Linked DNA regions of Homo sapiens: region 1 is linked to region 2. The links are chromatin loops, found by intact Hi-C in ENCODE. Cell type or tissue: CD14-positive monocyte. All regions are shown on one strand. Each heading gives the region's core, and the rest is flanking DNA. Links, peaks and the distances in the headings are about the cores only.

Region 1 (8,562 bases), core at 365-8,364, 48 kb before region 2:
GTAGCCATGTGACTTTGCTCACATTACACAATGTCTCTGAGATACAAATTTTGTCATATGTAAATCAGAAATAATAATAACTATTTCATATGATTGCAACAAATGCAGTGGTGTATATAAAGTGTCCCAGTCTGTGTCTGGCATATAATTGGTGCCCAGTAAATTGTATCTCCCTTGACTCTCTACAGACATCCTTCACACAAAGTAAATGATCAATAACCATTTGACTGGCTGCTTAACAAGTGGAACTAATACAAATGCTCTCAGTTAATTTAGGAGGAAGAGCAGACAGATAGATCAAGTGCTTTATGGAGGAGTTTGAGGACAGAGGGAAGGAAGCAAATGTAAGACTTAAGTACATCCCTGCTAAGTATGAGATAGCACTCTGCAGCCAACACTTGTATTTGTCTTTCATTTATACCATGATTTCTACTTTGGTTATTTGCATTCCATAAGGCAAAGTCCTTGATCTTCCAGAGGTTCACATCTTTAACAGCTCTTCATAGTAAAGCTAAACAAGGAGATACAATAAAATGTATTCAAAGTCATTTATACTTAAGGGAACCACGTGGTAGATTCCTACGGCATCTGCCCCACCAAGCCCCCAAAGAATTTATTTCTGAAAATGAATGTATTTGATGCTGTAATCAGGAAATGAAATATGTGTCAACCAGCTTCTTTAGCTGCAGGGTAAGTAAGGACGAACTCATTGGCCACTTATTCCAATCATCACATTTATGTCTATGGCATAATTTGTTCTAGTTTCTTCCACTGGTCTCTGTTCTCTTTTTCTTCCCAATGATTGAACACTGCTTTCTCTTTAATCCATAAACCATTGCAAGTCCTTCTGCAAAAACGTACTATAGAAGAATATTAAAAACATGAAATTGCTTACAGATTACCACTTTTAAAAAGATATGTGACTTCTTTTCCTCAGATTCACCATCTTTAAATGCATGCTGATGCTAAAAATAATAACATCAAACACTTATCACAGTTTCTGGCATATGCCAGCACTTTTATAAGTGTTTCTCATGTAAAAACTCACTTAATCCTCACAAAAATCATATCAGGCAAGTAGTATTATAATCTCCATTATACAAAGAAGGAAACTGTGACACAGAGAGGTTAGTTAATTTTAAAACTACATCATTGAGGACGTGCACCACTTAATACAATTAGGATTAAAATGGAGCGCTTTCATTTAGAACCCCATTATCTTGGAGCTGTGAAGATGGCTATGAGCGTAATCAATACACTGTTAATGGTGCAAAAAGTCAGCCCACACAGTCTGGATGCCTACAGTAATGATAAGGAGTAAATCCCATTTTCCTTCTATCATGGAAATTCCACCATCAGAAACTGCAGAACCTGACCGCAGCAAGAAAAAAAGCTGAGAAGAGAGATCATTTCATGTTGCAATTCTGCTTGAAGGAGAAACAAACCTACAGGATGAAAGGACAAGCAACCTAATGTCTTCTCTGCCTACAAGCCAGGCACATCATTCTGCAGACTTCTCCTGAAGAATGGAGATTTTTTTTTTTCTGCAGCATGGGGGAATTGAGACAGGGATTATGAGGTCACTGTAAAGGGAAACCTGCAGCCTCAGCTCCTGACCACAGTCTGGAGAGTGACTCACACTGTATTCAGCCGAGTAGGTCTTGCTGAGCTGGCCTGATGGAGAAAAGGCTCTCTCACTAGCAGCTTGGAAACTAGTCCACAGAAGGCATACCCTGCTGTTCTCCAGTCTGGAGTCTCCCAAATCCCAGGGGCCACTGAAAGCTGCATACGAAGTGTCTACAGAAGCCATTTTTCTTTGCAGCAAGACTCAGAAGAGCCTATTTCCAGGTCCGAGAATCTCGCTGCCTTCAGAGTTTGGAAACAAACTGCAAGCAGATGGACATATATCTTCATTGAGGTGTGTAAGGAAGTGGTCACTTCTCCTATCCTTCCATGGCCACACTGAGGGAGCAAAACCCCATACAGAGAAGCGCTGTTACATAGGCCTAAACCGGGACCAGAAGATGCATCTTTTCCATTCCCAAGAGAGCTTCCTATCAGCCCAACATTGTCTGCAAATAACACTGAGCTGTCTGGTCGTCTCATGATTTGCTCCCCTCACCTCTTGACGTCTTCTACTCTAACATCTGATAATCAACCAAAGCTTTAGCACTCCTTTTACACCTGCTAACTGGACTGGCATTGGCATCTTATACCTCTTTTTTCTTTTCTTTTTTTTTTTTTTTTTTGAGATGGAGTTTCGCTCTGTCACCCAGGCTGGAGTGCAATGGTGCAATCTCGGCTCACTGCAACCTCTGCCTCCCAGGTTCAAGCAATTCTCCTGCCTCAGCCTCCGGCGTACCTGGGATTACAGGGGCCCGCCACCACATCTGGCTAATTTTTTTTGGATTTTTAGTAGAGACAGGGTTTCACCATGTTGGCCAGGCTAGTCTTGAACTCCTGACCTCAGGTGATCCACCCACCTTGGCCTCCCAAAGTGCTGGGATTACAAGAATGAGCCACCGCACCCGGTTCCTCTTTTTACATAATGACCCCAGCCCAAGTCTGGTGTGTGTCTTGTTTAAACCTATCCCAAGACCTAGATACATATGTGGGCTGGTAGATTTTAAGCATCACTAGCTAGGATGCTAGAAAAGGGTCACAGGAATGAAATTGCTTGGGATGGAGTAACCACAGGTAGGCACCTTCAAATAGGAGGTCAAGAAAGACCTCTCTGAAAAGGCAACATGATCCTAGACCTTCAATGTGGTCCGTGGCATAGTTCATGCACAAAGCCTGGCGAGGAAGCAGCTTGCTGAGTAAAACGGCTTCTGCTGACATTTTTGTGTTCATATCATCTCTGATTTCAGAGCTGATGCAGTGGTCAGGTTCTCCTGCAAGCATGTGCCTCTAAGGCTCTCCACTTCTCTGCCTTAGGGCTTTCTCAAGAGTATGGGAAGCCCACTCAGATCTGAGCCAGAAATATTTTCAAAGTGGAACGTCAGCTAGTGAGGGAGAAGACCAGTGGATAAATGTCCCAGGCTCCTACAGGACAATTCAGAAGGGGCCTCATGGGGATCCACGGTTGCCCAGAGCAGGAACTAATTAAGTATAGCACATATTGGCTTTTCCTCCCTCCCTGTCTTACCCTCACTCCTGGTCCCTCACCCCTATATCCTGGGGGCACCTCCCAAGCCCTTGTCTCAGGCTCTTCTTTAGGCCTAACGAGCTGAGGCAGAAGCTCACTGTGGTTACATAGTGAGAACCAGGAAATCCATAGGAGACCAAATCAGTTAGGTCTATGTGGGCCAAACAGTGAACAGCTTCAGGAAAAGCTTTACATTTCAGTCCTCTGTACCCAGGCAGTCAGGTGATGGAGCCTACCATGGGAAGCCAGCAGACAGGGTTGGGGAGTGCTGGAGGCGGCATAGGTTCTGGCCTCACCAGGGCTACATAGTCTTTAGACGTCAACTAAGATGACTAAGGCTCAGGGCAGGAATTGGGACTGGCAGGAAAGGGACACTGAGCCAGAAGGCTGCTCATAGAAACAGGGCCAACAGGGAAGCCACAAGATGCAGGTCTGACTCAACCATTATGCAAGCACCCAGAACTCATCTCTAGCACATTGGATATGGCATGAAAATAACCGCAACTTTCCTGAATGCTGTCTATTTACAGTCAGTCTGCTAAGCAGTTTTCATAATGAGCTCACTTAGACTTCAAAACTACCTTATAAGTTATTCTCCCCATTTATAGATGAGGAAAGTGAGGCCACTAAACACTAGAATGAAGGTTTAATCCAGAGTTACTGGATTCCAAATTCCATGCTCAAGACAACCAACTACCCTGCCAGGGTCTGATGGTGCTGCAGCCAAGGTTCAAGGTCAATGACTGACCCCCAAGATATAAGCTTGATGGCTGAAGGTGGGAGGGCCTGGGAAAGGTAGGAACTGACCCTCAGTGTCAAAGTGCACACACGACATGGGTCCACCGGCACCGCCTGAAAGGAGATATTTCCTGTGCCACAGACTAAGTCCTGACAGGACACATTACAGCTGTCTTCCCATTTATGAGGAATGTTTCTCAAATTTGTCTTCTACTTTCAAAGCTGTAAGGGAAAGGACCCCAGGTAGGGGCAAGCAGGATGCTTGGCTACATGTCATGTAAAAAAGAAACCACAGCCATCCTTATATTTGCACAGTATGCACCCATTTACAAAAACAATTCTAGCACCTGAACTCACAACCCTAGGGGTGGGCAGAGCAGGCTATATAATTCCCACTTCAGAGAGGAGCAACCTGAGGAGCAGAGATGTTGAAAGGCAGGACGGTGTGGTAGAAATACCAGTCACTGGACATGAAACCAGGAATGCCTGCTCTAGTCTAAGCTCTGCCCCAGACTCGCCTGGACTAACCATGGGCTTCCTATACCCGCTGGTGCTGACTTTATGTACTGGGTGTTGGAGAGGGAAGAGTCCAAAGATGGAAAGAGCACTCCTGAACAACTGCACAGAGCAGAGATCAAACACAACAGAAGCAATGAGCAAACAATACATTTTTATAGTGGTACGCCATTGAGCTTATGGAGCTGTTTGCTACAGCAGTAAGCCTGCCCTGACTAATATATTCCTTCTGCAGTCAAGCCTGCTTTCTCCTCTGACTTTAGTCCAGCAAATTCAGAATCTCCTTTGGAGATTATATCCAGTGCTTTCCAAGCTGGATTTCACTGATAGAATGTTCCTTGGTTCCCGGACCCTGATCCTTGTTCAGTCTCTTCTCTATTACTCTGAATATCAGTGAGAAGGCAAACCCATACATTACCTAGTTCTCCTCCCTGTCGGAGGAGAGCCACTTCCATCAGATAATCTAAAAGACTGATCACAGGGCACCAGACCCAGTCCCAGGAGACCCGGGGCTGACTCAGCTTCTAATGCAATTTGTCTCCTTATCCATGTGCCATCCACTCCATCTCTAAAATGAAGAGGTTGGCCTCACTTATACCAAAGCATCCTGCTAACATTTTAGGATTCTAACACGTAGATTCAAAGCACAAGAGAGAAGGATGTGAGTTAATTAGTCAAAGCTGTGGGATAATTAATGAAGGTAATTTCCCCAGACTCTGAGGGGAAAAAAATTATATCGAAGGGGAGAGAATTGTTCAAGCTGATGTCATGTTTATGAAGGCAAAAGATCAGAATGTTTCCACAGCACACGTCCGATGGTTTGAGAGGGAGCAAATGAGAATGGAGAGGCCATAGGTGCTGGATTTGGGCAGGTCTGGGTTCATTTCTCACCCTTACTCCTTACTGGCCGTGTCTTACTCTGTCACCTAGGCTGGAGTGCAGTGGCATGATCTTGGCTCACTGCAACCTCTGCCTCCTGGGTTCAAGTGATTCTCCTGGCTCAGCCTCCTGAGTAGCTGGAACTACAGGCGCACACCACCATGCCCGCTTAATTTTTTTTTTTTTTTTTTTTGGTATTTTTAGTAGAGACAAGGTTTCAACATGTTGGCCAGGCTTGTCTCGACCTCCTGACCTCGAGTGATCTGTCTGCCTCAGCTTCCCAAATGTTTCACCTTTCTAAGCCTCAGTTTCATCACTTGTAAAGTGGTACATCTCAGAAACTTGTGGTCATTAAATGCAATCCTGTGAGTAATGCACATGGTAAGTTGCAGAAGGGAATTCCCTTTACTCTCATCATGCCAGGGTGAGGATGAATCTATTTTGTGAAACAGAGGGAGGGATGCAGGCATCTCATTTTTGCTTGTGTTTATTCATTTACTTCAAAATCATATGTCAGACACTGGTAATACAGAGATGAATAAAACATGGCCCCTGATCTCAAGGAACTCAGTGTCTAGGTGGACAGACAGGGGCACACACAAATTATTGAGCTCCTAGTGTGATAACTACCTCATACGAGTATGAGAAAGCCAGGCTTTCCCATTCCAGAAGCATACCAAAGGTAGACACATACAGATGTTCATAGAAACATATACAGAGATGTCCACAAGAATTCCAGCTATAAATTATAAGCAATTGAAAAAAATCAAATGTCCATCAAAAGGAGAGCAAATAAAATGTAGCAGATGAATAACTAGAATCATTAACATGTAGTCTTTAAAGCTAAGATTAAGTGAAAATGCAGTGATCAAATTATATACAGTTGGATACCATTTAATTAAATTTGAAACACACAAAATGTTTTGTATTTTTCATAGATGCATGCATTAGTGTGATTTGTGTGCAAAAAGCTATATATTTTTAATGGACTAGAATCCACATCAAATTATGAACCTGGTTGTTTCTGGGAAAGGTAGAAGGAAAATGAGTCCAGGGATCATAGTCAAAGGAAACAGTATTTTCATCTGCAATGTTTTCCTGATGTTTTTAAACATCAGAAGAAAATACGATAAGGCTAGAAGGAAATATGATAAGATCCTAACATTTGTTAATTTGGATAGTGGCAATATGTGTGATTGATCGTATTATGAATGCTCTTCTGTATTTTTTATAAGTTTCTCAAAATAAAAGTTAGAAAGTATAGCAGTGGGTCATACAAAGAAGTGAAAGTGTCCTTCACCTGTTAGCCTAAGTTGACCTTAAGGAAACCTCAGAAGGCCCTGGCTAGAGAACAGGATCGAGGCAGGTTAGCCAGTGGTGATGAAGGCTCTTGGGGACTGTCAGTTCACCGCAATGACACTGTACAGGAGACAGCACAGTTTGAAGTTACACAGACCTGATTTTCAAACTTCTGTATTTACCACTTACCACTGCGACAAGTTCACAAGTGTACCCACACTTCAACTCTGATATATATTGCTTTGTCTAATGAATCTAAGTCTTCATTTCAGTTAGCAGATAAAGTGTAGACTTTAAATTCTATACGGTTTGGCCAGGTGCGATGGCTCACGCCTATAATCCCAGCACTTTGGGAGTCCAAGTCGGAAGGATTGCTCAAGCCCAGGAGTTTGAGAGCAGCCTGGGCAAGACCTCCTCTCTACTGAAAATAAAAAAATATAAAATAACTGGACTTGGTGGCATGCATCTGTAGTCCCAGCTACTTGGGAGGCTGAGGCAGGAGGATCACTTGAGCCCAACAGATCAAGGCTTGTAGTGAGCTGCGATAACGCATTGCACTCCAGCCTGGGTGAAAGAGTGAGATCCTGTCTCAAAAATAAAAATTTTGTGACAAAAATAAAAAAATGAATTCTGTGTAGTTTATTCTTAGTTTGAGCCAATAATTTTAAATAGTCCCTTTAGGAACTTTTTAGTCTCTCTAGAAAAAAAAAAAAAAAAGTCCAATCTTTATGGTTTTTCTTCCGGCCGTCACCAGCTCCTCTCCTTGGTGCCTTCTGTGTGTTGGAGCCCTGAGTCACAGAGCCTGTTGAATGCTGGTGTCAGAAGGAACACTGTTGACCTATTTGCATCTGCCCTGCTAGTGTTTGCGTGTTTGCAACCGAAGTCTTTGGCAGATGAAACTTGGAGTCTGCTGTCTCTTTTTGGGCAAAGTCCAGGTGCTCCCTGGCTAACTCAGCCACACTACTTCCAGACCTTTCTGGGGACTTTCCATGGATCCATTCAGCCTCAGGTCAGATGGTTTGTTGTCTGTGCAGCCTTCACTACAGAGCCACTTTGGCCCTGCTATGGTGAGACCCTCTAATGAGCATCATACTCCCTAGAAGCTCTCAGCTGCTTCTAGGTCTTGTCCATGGCACACAGGAACCAAGAACAGTTTGAGAAAGCTAAACTGCTGAGACTTTCTTGGATTGGCAGACACTACACCGCCATGTTCTCTGGGGGAGCTGCCTGATATTACTGCAGCGTCCTGTGAAGTGGCTTTTCCTGGCAGCTCCCCAAGCAGAGTAGAAGCAAGAACCACCCTCTGTTCTGGATACCTGCTTCATTTATCTTAAGCACTTCTCTTTTGTTGTTCAAGTGCCCAGGCAGTTACAAACTAGAATACGGGACGGTTCCATCCTCTCTCTTTCCTCCTGCTCTGCCTTCTCCTTTCCATAAAATCCTAGGCTGCTGTGATGGCTAATTTTATGTGTCAACGTAACTAGGCCACAGTACCCAGATATTTGGTCAAACATGTCTGGATGTTGCCGTGAAGCTATTTTATAGATAAGATTGACATTAAATCAGTAGATTTTTGAGTAAAGCAGATGACCCTACATAATGTGGGTGATCCAATCAGTTGAAGGCCTTAAGAAAAAGATTGCCTTCTCTTGAGGAAGTAGGAATTCTGCCAGCAAATGGCCTCCAGACTGGAGGTACACCATCAACTCTTCTCTGGGTCTCTAGTGGGCTGGCCCACCTTGCAGATTTGGGATTTGCCAGCCTTCATAATCATGCAAGCCAGTTATTAAACAGCTCCTCCACCCAAATCTCCCTCTCTTTCTCTCTCTCTCCCTCTCTCTCTGAATATTCTCTGAATATTCAATGCATTCTGTTTCATTCATATATATATCTCCCATTGGTTCTGTTTCTCTAGAGAACCCTGACTAATACCACTTGAGCCAACCTCATGCTGAGCCTTAATGGTATACAGAGGTAAATGT
Region 2 (8,562 bases), core at 481-8,480:
GCTATAAAATTCCTCTCTTTGTACTCTTACTCTTTATTTCTCAGCCAGCCGACACTTATGGAAAATAGAAAGAACCTACGTTGAAATATTGGGGGTGGGTTCCCCCGATAGGCGCCTGTAATCCCAGCTACTGGGGAGGCTGAGGTGGGAGAATCGCTTGAACCCGGGAGGCAGATGTTGCAGTGAACCAAGAACGTGTCACTGCACTCCAGCCTGGGTGACAAGAGTGAAACTCCATCTAAAAAAAAAAAAAATGCCGTTGATGAAAAAAGTTAAAAATGAGAATGGATTACATTTATGAAGATTCAAAATAGATGCATATAAAATAATATGCATTGTGACAGAACACATACAAAGAAAGAGAGGGACATAAGCAAAGCAGCATCTTTCAGGCCTCCCTCCCTCCCTCCCATACTCCCTACACATCTATACTTTCCATGCCAACAATACTGAACTGTTTGTTGTTCCACAAACTCAGCATGTCTTTTCTCCACCATCTCCCTCTGTATGCACTGTTCCTTCCTCCAACCTTCCCATCTAATTCAATGAGGGATGGGCACACTGAATCTTTCTTATTGGGGAATCATCTGAGCTCACAGCTTGTTATTTGGAACAGAATAGTTGCTCAGTAAATATGGCTGACTTTAAACTCAGCTTGGACATCCTCTGCAGGCCTCTCTTGCACCACAAACCCCTTCCATTCTCCCTCAATCTTTTTGTGAAAATAGCTACAGATTGTTAGAAGATTGTACCTTCTAAAATCGCAGCATTATGCTACTAATCTGGAAGGCATACACTTGGAGGCCAACATTCTGGGAGCTCAAGTTGGGAAGAAGACTAAAGTGTAAAGTTTCCATAAGTTGACTTTCATTTAATCCCCCAACCATTTTCTATAAAGTACCCCTTCTTCCAACTGTGCCTGGTGTCCACCAGTCCAGAGCTCTTCTGATTCACTGCCTTCTGAGAGTAAACCTCCAGCTACATGCCAGGGCAAAGGAGAAGACATCACCTGATGTAGTGGGTAGGGTGGACCTAGAAGTTCTCTTGCTCTTTATACAGATTCTCAGTCACTCCTCCTTTTAGGCCCAATTTTACCTCATTCAGAAGTTCCAGAATCCAGAACTTTTCTGGGGCTCTGGTGTGCAAATCCCCTCGCTCTCCAGCTTCTGCTGCTTACAGCTCAGAATTCCCAGGTCTACAGAAGCCAGTTGGAACAGTTGCCTATCTGCTTTCTTATTTTCAATATTCTTATCATCCCTTCTACCCTTCTTTTTGTCCTTGAGGGTTTATGCTGCACACTATGCCAAAAGTTTAGCTGCTAGCATTGTGTTGTTATTTAAGAAGGTGCAAGGATAAATGAATTTGTTTAATATATCATCTTTAACCAAAAGCTGCCTATTTTCAGACATTTAAAAATTGTTAAAAATGTCTTCCTTTGAGGGAGGGAAAATTGGCAGGTTGAAAAGATCTACCTCCTATTCTTGTTTTGACACACAGATTTCTGATGTTAGAGAACACCTTGATGTTCCCCTCACACTTTGATTCCCTTTCTTCTCCAGGCTGTAGACAAGCTCCCCTCCAGTACTTATTAAAATTATTGTATTTGTAACCAATGGAAAATATACCTGGAAAACATGTGAAAAGTGGGGTTGGAATGAGGATGGAAGGTGGTGGGTGCACTGGAAGAACACAGAGAGCTCAGTTACCTTCTCCTAGGTCAGTGGTTCTCAAGGCTCACTCCCTAGATAAGCAGCATCAGCATTACCTGGGAACTTATTGAAATGAAACTTCTCAAGCTCCACCCTAGACCTGCTGCGTCAGACACACTGGTGATGGGATCCAGAACTCTATTGTAACAAGGAGATTCTGATGCACACTCCTGTTTGAGAACAACTGCCTTAGAATCAACTGTGGCCATGGGCACAAGGACAACGAGGAAATCTGGCCACTGCGTTACAGGGGCCATTACATGAGAAGAAACAACTATAAACTGGAGAGCCAATGAGTTGATATGAATTACACTTCTATCCCCTAGTGATTAATGTTATTCCTGTGGAAGAAACAGCTAACTTCAGAGTGGTCTTTGTTAAAAAATGATTACTTTCCATTTCTATTTTAATCTTAGGGTTTTACTTGCTTTCTCTACATCCTGTATATGAGTGTCTGTGCTAAGAGAGTGAAACCAGATCTAGAATATCGTCACCATTTGGTACCCTTGGTGCTACTCATAATTACAGGCTTGACAACAGCTTTGCACTGCAGGTGTTGCTGATGGCCTTCCAAAGAGCTTTGGAAGTTAATGCTTTAGAGTTAATCTCAGGAGTTAATGCTTTAGGGTCTTTTAACCAAGAGGTAATCTACGATAAAGATAGTCAATCGCCCACCCTTGGTTTGATTTCTTCCAACCTTAGGAAATACAGAGGGGAATGCACCCCAAAGCAAAGTTTCAACATTGATACTTAAGCTACTGTGATTCAGAAAAGTTTTCAAAAAGTTTCAACAGAAATGTTGAAAAGTCAGTAATAGTACATAACCCATTTTTTTCCACAGAGACACGTTCTCTCAACCCCATCCAACTTTCCCAGAGTGCCTCTAAGACTCTAATAAACTAAAGATCCCGTACCTTGAAATGAAAATCATGGTTTCAATTTTAGGGTCTATCATGTGCCTAGCAACATACAAAGCTTTTATGTGTATTATTCACAATTTGCCTAAACTTTATGTTTCTGTGTTTTATCCTCCTTTTAAATACGAAGTGAGGACTCAGGTTAAACAGCTTGACCAAGGCCACACAACTAGTAAATCAGGATTAAACCCATATCTATCTGCCTGTAACATCCGTGCTCTTAACTACCCACCACACTGTCTTAGCATAGAATTGCCTCCTCTATGAAGACTTTCCACCACCCCAAATCCAAGTCAGTCACTTATTATTCTCTGCTGCTATTTGTTTACTTGTCTGTCTCTCCTGCAAGACTATGAGCTCTGGGAAAGCAAGGTTGGCTTGATTTCTTGCCTTGCTAGCACCTAGGAAAGGGCCAAACACAAAGGATATATTGAGTAGTTGTTTATTAAATCAAACAGTAATGAAAGGGGGGCAGATAAATGAATGGATGAATAGATGGGTTTCAAAGAGAAGTTACAGCAGCAAATACATAACTCTAGCACCCATAGATCAAGTATTAATTAGGGGAAAACCAAAAATATTTATCTGCAAACAATGGCACCTACATCCACTGTCTCTTACCTTTGCCATGTCTTTCATATCTCTGCCAATTTTGTATGTTTGCTACCTCCCCTTTTTTCCTTCCCTTCCTTTTCCCTCTCTCCCTTCCCTTTAAATACCTGTAATATAGAACTGAAATCATACGTGTAATATTTTCGTTTGTTGTAATTTATGATTCAGATATAAATAATGTTTCCTCATTCTTAATTTCAAAATCCAGTGCATGGAACATTTTTGTAATGTCTAAAAATAAGATCCAAAACACAAACACCCACAATTGTCTCTCCTGATTTAACAACATACAGTAAATTGATATTTTTTCTTTTTTCTTTGGTGAGTCAGTGACCGCCAAAAGAAAAAAAAAATTATCCAATCTTGTTCAATGATAGGAAGTAAGAAGATTTCAGCACCTACTAAGTGCCAGTTGTGTGTGTGTGTCTGTGTGTGTGTGTGTGTGTGTGTGTGTGTGTGTGTCGTCCATCTTCTTATTTGCATTTATAGGGAGACAACTAAGGCTCAGAGGTTATGTAACTGTCCCACTGTTACCCAGGAAGGAAGAGGAGAAAGTAGGATTCAAACTCAGGATCCATGATTAGTTCTCTCGCATGAAATTAAAGACATCATATGGTAGAACAAACAAAGAGAAAATTTGCCTAGTTGAAAACAAAAACCTAGGATTAAGGAACGCTTTTTCAAGGAGAGCACCAAGGTTACTAGAACACCGTTTTGTAATCATGGGTGTAGAGCTTGCATGCTGACATTTCCTATGATTCAGCTCTGCCGTCCTACTCGGCTCTTTACGAAATTAAACCACATTTTAGAAAAGGAAACAATATCAGACTGATAATAATTTCTGTTTAAAATCAGATAATTTAAAACAAAGGTGAAAACCAGTGGAATGACATAGATTTTTATCTCACCTGCTAGTCACAGAAATGTTGAGTGTGAAAAACTTTGAATTCCAAATTCCAAAAATAAAACTTTCTTTGCTGGCTCTGGAGGTTTCTCATATTGTTTCACAACCTACATGCCCACGCCCCCACTCTCATGGCATCTGCTTCCTCTTCCTCCCCCAGCCCATGCCATGAACCCGAAGGCATGCGACAGGGAGGGGGTCTAGGGCAGAGAAGAGCCCAGGAGCCCTTCCCTGCAAGGGCACTTCTGAAAATCCCCAAACACCACTTCACCAAAATTCTCTCAGGCTGCTCTGGGCTGAGCAAGAGTGGAAGAAACCAGGCAGGATGTCAGCCGTGCTTATGTTCTCAGAATTGCTACTTGGCCACAGTTTTCTCTGGCTTGAACCATAGCAGTGGGCAGAATGGAAAGTGTATGAAAAGAAAGTGCAACTGATGGTCTTGGAGAAGTCCTCAGAGTGAAAGCAGGAGGCGCCTGTGGGAGACTTCAGCCCTCGCTAAAGCCAAATGGGCCTAGCCAAGCTGCCTGGCCCAAGGTACCAGTTCCTACCCTCCTGTCCAGATTTTAGGGCATTCTTGGAGCATCAGTATTCTCCCCTCATACCTCATTAGCTTTCGATTGCATTTTGCACCTTCATTCTTAAGAAGTCATTTGCCTTGTTAAATGTGAGTATTCCCCAAGGCCAGTGCTAAGTCTCTGTTCTTCTGGCTGCATCTCAACAAAGTTGTAGAGTCAGAACACTATTGTGGTTGAACATGAGGCATGAGTTTAGCCAGATCTGACTTCCAGTGTGGGCCCTGCCAATTATCAGTTTTATGACCTTAAGCAAGTAATCATCTTTCTTCATGTCATTCTCTTCTTGAATTACTCTGCGAGAACAACTCTCTAACCTGTTTTCATTTCCCACCTCTAATATAGCCAACTGCCTGCTAAACATTTCCACTTGGACGTTCCTTTATTGCCTCAAGTATGACAAATGAAAACCATTATCTATTCTTCCCCATCCCCCCAAAATCTTTCATATTCTTTCTTTCTGCTAAGACAACCATCATGTTTTGTTCTATTTTGCTTTTGAGATGGGGTTTCACTCTGCTGTCCAGGCTGGAGTGCAGTGGTGTGATCACTGCTCACTGCAGCCTCCACCTCCCCAGGCTCAAGTGACTTTGCCACCTCAGCCTCCCAAGTAGCTGGGACTGCAGGCACCTGCCACCATGTCCTTAACCAGTATTTTTTGTAGAGATAGGATTTCACCATGTTGCCCAGGCTGGTCTCTAACTCCTGGGCTCAGGCAATCTGCCCACCTTGGCCTCCCAAAGAGCTGGGAGTACAGGTGTCAGCCACCATGCCTGGATGGAAGCGTTTTTGAGAATCACCTTTAACCTCCTATATTAAATCAGAACCAAAGTCCTATTGATTTTTCTTCTCTAAACTTTCTGCAGTCCCACTCTTCCTTTCTCAAAAGCTCTCGTCGGTTCATAGCATCTTATTTCCTACATGTGTACCCTTTTCAAACTAGCCTTCATACCACAACCAGAAAAGTTATTTCTGAAATTGCTTTGATCAAAATACCCTACCATCACCACCTCTCCCACCACTGAAAAAATACTAACAAGCTCCCAACCAGGAAAAAATTCACTCTCCTTGCCCTGAGTACTCAAGGCTCTTCATAAAACAGGATCAGTGTCTCCCAGCATCGTCTCCTTGGGCTCCCACCTGAGGCCTCTTCCTCAAACCATTTCACTCAATATGTAGTCCCTCATTTGTCAAATATGTGTAGAATACCCACTTGGAGCCAGGTGTGATGGATACAGTGGGTGAATAAACAGACACAGCCTCTTCCTAGCAGGAAAGCAGACAGGCTTTAGACCACTAAACACATACATAGGCTGGGTGTGGTTGCTCATGCCTGTAATCCCAGCATTCTGGGAGGCCAAGGCAGGCCAGATTACTTGAGGTTAGGAGTTCGAGACAGCCTGGCCAACATGGCAAAGTCCCGTTTCTACTAAAAATACAAAAATTATTCAGGTGTGGTGGTGGGTGCCTGTAGTCTCAGCTACTTGGGAGGTTAAGGCATGAGAACTGCTTGAACCTGGGAACTGGATGTTGCAGTGAGCCAAGATTGCACTACCGCACTCCAGCCAGGGTGACAGAGTGAGACTTCATTTCAAAAAAAAGAAAAAACACATACATAGAGACAAATTGTGAACTTTGGTTAAACACAACAGATAGGTCATAAGCAGTTATATCTTTTTCTTCTCCCAATAAAATGAACCAAAAATTATTTTAAGGTATAAATGAACAACAAATTTTAATCAAATTTTGAAAGACAGGGAATAGATACATGAGTAATAATCAACTTTGTTGAAAAGTTGAGAAAACTTCAACTTAACAAGCCTGGAGAGGAGAATGTTGAACATAATCATTCTCATGAACCCTACACATACCTGCAAAGTGTGGCTCTTAGAGACCTGATGCCCACAGAGGCAAGGAGCAAGATATGAGGCCGCACATTTGAATGCAGGAAGAGTTAAATTGGTAGATTCCCTCCCTTGGCCCCACAGAGCCTGATGGCAACCCCACAGACAGAAGATAGGAAAGCTAGCATCTGGAGAAATCTTTTGAAGAAATTCCAGACTCACGTACATCAGACACAGACTGGGACACAAGTGAGACATGAGATTGAAAATGATCACGCCAGGGTACATGATCATGCATTTCAGAACTCCAGGGATAAAGACATGTTCCTAAAACCTCTCAGACAAAGGGTTGAGGGCAAGGAGAGAAGAAGATCAAGATCATATACAAACAGGAATCAGAATGGCAATCAGTCATCTGCCAGAAATGCTAGAAGTCAGAAAATAACTGAAGAAAGCCTTCAAAATTCTGACAAAATATTTTATCTGGAATACATTACTTAGCTAAGCTATCAAAAGACATAAGAGGAACATATAGACATTTCCAGACATAGAAAGACTCGGAAAATTTACCTCCCTTTTACACCCTCTTTTTTAGGAGGTTACTTGAGAATATCCTCCAGCTAAACCAAGGAATGAAACAAGAAAGAGGAAGTGCGGAGGTCCAAAAAACAAGGGGTCTAAAACAGGAAAACAGTGGGGGGAAGTTCCAGGATGCCAGCAGGGTAGGACACAAAGAGAACCAGCAGTACAGATAGCAACGCAGGCAAGGGGGCTCTAGGACAGGGCTTTGGGAAAGTAAAGCATTACAAAAAAATAATATCTGGTCTATTTTATCATTTTGATTAGGAGTTGACAAACTGCAGTCCGTGGACCAAATCCTGCCTACCACCTGCTTTTGTAAATAAAGGTTTTTTGGAACATGGCCAGCTGCCCCCCTTCATTTACATATTGTCTGCAGCTCAGTTGCATATTGCCCATGACTTTAACAGCTGAGTTGAGTAGTTGCAACAGAGGCTGTCTGGACCAAAAAGTCTAAAAATATTTACTATATGATCTTTTATAGAAAGAGTTTGCCAACGCCTGATTTAAAAGGAAAAACTAATTAGTGATCTGATGGAATGGGTGAAAAAAAGATAAAAATAAATGTAGAACAAACAACACCAACTGGAGGTAAACAGGCAATTTTAGGAAGAATAAAGTTGGACAAGAAAATATATGATCCTAGTATACTACTTGGACTCTGCAAATAATTTTTGTATAATCATAAAAACATAAACAATGATTTGGATTTATCCAAAAATTGTGAAATGAATATTAAAGCAAGAGGAGAAATGAAGAGATGTATAGAAGATCTAAATTTTCCTTTTATAGCAGAAAATCAGTAGAAGTCTAATATTAATAAATCAATATATAACAATATAAGCATATTTGCTAGAAATACTGAGGCATGTATTAGAAGAGACAGCTAGCACAGTTCCAAGTGATTTCTCTGGAGAGCAGGACCAAGTGAGGTAGAGATTCATAGGCAGAGCACTGCTGTTTTCATTATAAACCTTCAGCATGTTTTTTAACTTGATAAAGTGGCAGTTAATTTCCAAAAATACTCAATCTCAAAAATTATAAAATATGATAGGTATTATGAAGCCCTAAAACGAGGTACCATGAGAGAGAATAATGGAGGTAGATAAACTATAAGCTTACTTTAGTCTGCAGGGAAGGTGGTTCTAAGAAGATGACATTTAAACTGAGAACTTGAAAGCTAGCCAGTCAGCCAGTTTAGGGGAATGGGCCTCCAGGTAGAAGGACCAGCATGTGCAAAGGCTTGGGTGTGAGAGCGAGCTCCGTTGGGACTTAAAGGATCTGAAGTCGTTACGATCAGCTGAAGGGGAGAGTGTGCCTGCAGAAGCCCTCAGGAGCAAACTTGCAAAGACAGCAGGAAAGAGACCATGAAGCATTTGTACCCTATCCAAAAAGCAACGCTGAGTCACTGGATGATGCCATAAA

What was found. Hi-C counts contacts between places; a loop is a spot of excess contacts. Peaks named below come from ENCODE experiments on the same cell type or tissue, not always from the same donor. Only the 100,000 strongest peaks of a DNase experiment are listed, where the experiment ranks them.
Region 1: it touches region 2 in a loop (5-fold over the local background); 8 of 110 quality-filtered maps call a loop at or near these places.

Annotation. Positions count from the first base shown.
Region 1 is chr9:115,001,831-115,010,392 of GRCh38, reverse strand. No RefSeq gene overlaps it. Among named protein-coding and RNA genes, the nearest start is that of TNFSF8, 76 kb to the right of the region's middle. In CD14-positive monocyte, for the core only: no CTCF peak of the experiment used is centred there; DNase peaks (open chromatin) are centred at 1,622, 3,552 and 5,622; H3K27ac peaks cover 2,417 bases.
Region 2 is chr9:114,954,104-114,962,665 of GRCh38, reverse strand. No RefSeq gene overlaps it. Among named protein-coding and RNA genes, the nearest start is that of TNFSF8, 28 kb to the right of the region's middle. In CD14-positive monocyte, for the core only: no CTCF peak of the experiment used is centred there; DNase peaks (open chromatin) are centred at 3,675, 3,975, 4,335 and 7,245; H3K4me3 peaks cover 5,440 bases; H3K27ac peaks cover 6,399 bases.